Regions from separate parts of the Mus musculus genome. Here region 1 is linked to region 2. A link is a loop called in an ENCODE intact Hi-C map of the cell type or tissue named here. Cell type or tissue: heart. All regions are shown on one strand.

Region 1 (2,500 bases), 320 kb after region 2:
AACCGAATGCCCAGTGCTTACTCACCCTGCCAAGCCTCTGTGGCAACCATTCAAGGGGGTTGCATTTGACTGTAGAAAAACAAAAATCTGGATGATGTGGTACAGCGGGTACTACAGACTTTCTCTTTAAAAGTTACAATCTCTTCTCTTCTACTGAAAAATTGTTCTGAGTTTTGATCTGGCTTCTTTTTATTCATAGAAATATCCAAAAGAATCGACCTAATAGTTAATTACAATTATGAAGTGTCATTAATATTTCAGCTGGCTATTTCTAACCAATTATTATGATCATCTTCTAACAAGCACAATGTGATTGGCTATTCTGAAATTCAAGCTTTTTTGGGGAAAGGTTGAAAAGGAAAATGATTGTCTCATTGATTTGGAATTTGTTGAAATTTATACTCTGATAAAGAGGAACAGGTACACTTCTGTATGTATGAAAATGGTTCTGTACATGTGGTAGCAACTTCAAGAGTCTCATAGCTTGTATCACTACCCAACCGTGTCATATTATACATAATCATTTATGTATGATACCTATTATACACAACTATAAATCTACTTAATTCTCCCATGATATCTTAAATGGATCTTTAAGGAGATAAGGGGACAATTTGTCTCTTCACTGAACAAATCAGACAACTTATCATCAACTTTAATAAACTGAAATTAATCACATAAAAAAGTGCACAGTTCTTTATGGAATGGCTGTAAAGAGGTTGACTTTATGTAAATTATCCTCTCCCCGCTAAAACAAAATTACTCATCTTCTCACAACTGTAGCTTAAGAACAATAAACACTTGTCTTTGTGTCACCGATATTTTCAAAGTGATTTTCAATGATGATTTTGGCATCCGCTGCATTCTGTTATTTAATTAACCTGGTTTCAAAATAAACAAAGGCACCGTGTGTGTTTAAATCCACTCCCTCTGGATAATTCCACGGCCTTTATGATGGAGGTGCATCACCCCCTCTAGTGGATAAAGGGAAAACGGGTGAAAGCCAGGAGCTTGAAAGGCCCACTGGGTTTCCCACAGCCTTCAGGCTCTCTTAAGCGGCTGATGGGTTAATTTCCTCCCATCGCTGCTCTCACTTAGAACATATTGTCTCAGAGTGAGGACTGTGTCCCACATGTTTGTTCTATTAAGATGTAGAACAGAACTTGGATGTTAACACAGTGCAATAATGGAAATAATCCTGAACAGACTTCCTGCTTCACAGTGAAAATACTGGGAAGCAGTGTGTGGATACCAACCCCAATTGTTCCTGTGTGTGTGTGTGTGTGTGTGTGTGTGTGTGTGTGTGTCCATGCTCGTGCACCCGCACGCAAAATAGAGAGACATCACACTCCCACTTTCTATACTAGAAATTTGTAATCATTAGGTATGCTAAAATATATTTTGTTGTTGAATTAAATGAACTAGCCATTAGCTTCTAGACTTTTCATTTATATAAAGAGTTGTTTAGAGGCATTGTTTACAGTTTCCTACGAAAGAAAGATTTATTTTTAGTTAGATAACATAAAATATGTCACACACACACACACACACACACACACACACACACACACGCACACACCAACTGGGGAGCTGGCTTATTCTCTGGGAAACATTTATCAGCAAATGGTCCATTAACTTCTACTCAACTATGGAGATTTAAGGTCACTCACTGGGCATGACGGTCGGCTCTAACTTCCGATAAGTAGAATAAACAAACACCCACTCCAGTATAAACTAGTTTTACTTTCTCTCTTTGAGCTTTAAAAGCCAAGTTCTCCTTGCCAGCATCCCATGACTGTCTGTCCTTCATTATCTTGTCTACTCTACTTCTCAGTAAGGAGGTGCTGGAGTCCTCAGTGCCATATTGCTGACAAACAAGTTAAAGGATGCTGGAGATGGCTCTGGATAGCCCTTGATATCTTCACCTTCATCGGGTGAGGTTTGATTGACCCATGTAAATATATTTGAGGGACTGAGGGTGGCATGAGAACTAAGAAGGTGCACTGCTTTTGCAGAACACCTGACTTCATTCCCAGAATTATTTATGTCTGATTACATGTGTTTAACTATATTTTGAAATAAAGAAAAACAGGAGAAATCTCTCTCTCTCTCTCTCTCTCTCTCTCTCTCTCTCTCTCTCTCTCTGTGTGTGTGTGTGTGTGTGTGTGTGTGTGTGTGTGTGTGAGAGAGAGAGAGAGAGAGAGAGAGAGAGAAGATAGATAGATAGATAGATAGATAGATAGATAGATAGATAGATAGATAGATAGGTGTTGTATATATAATCCCAGTAAGGAGGCTAAAGCAGGAGAATTCTGTGACTTCAAGATGGCCTGGACATAGCAAGTATGAAGTAAGCCCAAATTACAGGATGAAATCTGTTCTTAACAACCCAACCCAACCAAAACCAACTCAACCTAATTCAACCCATTCCTATGGTGGAAATATATATATATATACACCCACACATATCCTGAGGTGTCTCATAAAATGAGGGCTTTTC
Region 2 (2,500 bases):
CATCTCCCGCATGGAATCTTACAGTTAACTCGGCCTTGCAAGGAAACCCCGCTAGGAAGAATTTCCCACAGTTCCTCATCGCCGTTCCTAAGGTAAGACAGTGCTTAAAGAATAAACCCTGACATCGCTGCTGTTGCCAAGAGGCACTTGCTGACAGGAACCTGGTGTGGCTGCTCCCTGGGAAGCTCTGCCAGCACCTGAACAATGCAGATGTGGGTGCTTGGTTCCAACCATCAGACTGAGCTCGGAGACCCCGGTGGGGGAGCTGGCAGAAGGACCGAGGGAGCAGAGGGGATGCAACCCCAGAGGAAGAACAATGTCAACTGGCTGGACCACCCAGTGCTTCCAGGGACTAGACCATCATCCAAGGAGTGTACAGGGAGGGATCCATGGCTCCAGTTACATATGTAGCAGAGGATGGCCTTGTCTGACATCAATGGGAGGGGAAGCCCTTGGGCCTGTGGAGGTTTGATGCCCCAGCTTAGAGGAATGCTGGAGAAGTGGGGCAAGAATCGGTGGGTGGGTAGGGAGCACCCTCATAGAGGCAAAGGGGAGGGGGGAGAGGGTGGATGGGATGGGGTTGCGGTGGAGGGGTAACCAGGAAGGGAGGTATTATTGGAGATGTAAACGAATGGAATGATTAATTTAAAACTTAATTAAAAAAAAGAATATTTACTTCAGAAAAGCATTCCTCACCGCAAACTGTAATACATAACCTCTTTCACGTATACGTAGAAAAACATGTCTGAGAATCATTAATCTTAGGAAGTTTCTGCATCTATCACAGTTCACAAACTTTTAAAAGATAGATTTAAGCTTTTAAATTGTGTGTATGCGTGTCTGTATGTGGGTACGGGGCTATGTGTGTGTGCAGTATCTATGACGTCCAGATGAGCATCAGTTTCAGGTAGACACAGCAAAGTGACTCTTCAAAGCTTTGCCTTTTGTCTTTGCCATAGACATAGACACCAGGAGCCTGTGGGTGCCTGTCTAATGCACAGCAGCTCAAACGGCCCTGAAGAGGCTACCAGGGTGCGACGAGTCCAAGATTTCTAAGTGGACGTATTGATTCTACTGAGAAGGAAAAATTACCCTAACTATGCTTGTGAGAAGCAGCTGAAGAACCAAAGATACGTGCAGTGCTTTCGCAAGCAGATAGAAACAAACACAGGAAAACATTGGTAGCTGATTAACATTTAAATTTCTCAAATTCAAAATTAAATCACACATATTAAAAATGTTTATAAGGGGCTGGAGAGATAGTTCGGTGGCTAAAGGCATTTGCTGCTCTTGCAAAGGATCTAAATTTGTTTTCCAGCACCCAGATTAGGCGGCCCACAACCACCAGGAACTCCTGCTCCAGGGAGATCGGTGCCCTCTGCTGGCCTCTATGGGCATAGCACACACATAAACGTATGTACATGCAATATGCTTCATACACAGAATTAATAACTAAGAACATAAACACATCCACACACAAGTACAATATATGCATATAATTAATAACCAAAAACAAATGTGATGTTATAAATTATGATTGGAACTAAAACTCAAGATTAATGAGACACCGCCAATTATAACTGATATATTTACTTTCAGCTAGGTTATATTAATTTTTAAATGCTTGAAGAGTGTGCGCGTGTGTGTCTGTGTGTCTATGTGTCTGTGAGAATTAGTGTATACAAGGCACCCACAGTGTGACTCAGGCTTGTTTCAATAAACATAATATTATGAATATTTTCACGTGATTGAAAACATTACTCATAACTTCTTTATCTGTTGTATAATTTCTTACCATATAAATACACTCAAAAATTTATCTAACCATTGTTCTATTCTTGAAGAGTTCATTTAATTCCAAATTCTTCCCATCACCAACCTATGAAAACGAAGATATTTATATAAATGTCATCTGCTATTTACATGATTTCCTTAAGTTCCAGATTCTTAAATGTGAAATCTAAGATCGTGACAGGTAGGCCCTGAGATCTATTCTCGTAGTCAGGCCCATGAGAACTCTCCCAGATCCGTCTTCCACAGCAAGAGCCCCCTTCCCTCTTCCCCTGCAGCTTGGTTTGGTCATGTGATGGTGTCCTCGTCAATGAAAGTGAAGATCAGAGTGGAGTGTGTGGAACCTTCCAGATGAAGTCATTCCGGGAGGGAGCATGCTTTTCTTCTTGGATATTTCCTCTAGGCATGAATATGGTTTTATCTTACTAGGGCCAGGCATCTTCCCTCACAGTGGTCCTTGCCTTCAAATATCCCTGTCCCTGCTGTTACCTACAAGATGGCTATTTGGCAAAAGGGTCATAAACAGGCTTTCAAGTCTAGGCTTATGGTCAAGCTTTCATTCCTGACCCTAAGAACACTCTGGATTTCTCAAAAACACAAACAAGCATTTCATAGATGCACGCCCAGATGCCCACAAACTGTTTCTGCCAGAAAATTGGAAAATATTTGTTTGGCCTTAGCAAAATTGCTTTTTTTGTTGTGTGTGTTT

The links. A loop is a pair of places that touch in the nucleus more often than their neighbours do. Peaks named below come from ENCODE experiments on the same cell type or tissue, not always from the same donor. Only the 100,000 strongest peaks of a DNase experiment are listed, where the experiment ranks them.
Region 1: a loop joins it to region 2, with 2.8 times the contacts of the local background. A loop is called at or near these places in 7 of 42 quality-filtered maps.

What each region holds. Positions count from the first base shown.
Region 1 is chr6:144,814,075-144,816,574 of GRCm38, forward strand. No RefSeq gene overlaps it. Among named protein-coding and RNA genes, the nearest start is that of Gm32069, 8.1 kb to the left of the region's middle. In heart, a CTCF peak has its summit at 981; no DNase peak of the experiment used is centred here.
Region 2 is chr6:144,496,992-144,499,491 of GRCm38, forward strand. It overlaps a transcript of Sox5 not described here. Among named protein-coding and RNA genes, the nearest start is that of Sox5os3, 170 kb to the right of the region's middle. In heart, a CTCF peak has its summit at 1,383 (motif pointing left); no DNase peak of the experiment used is centred here.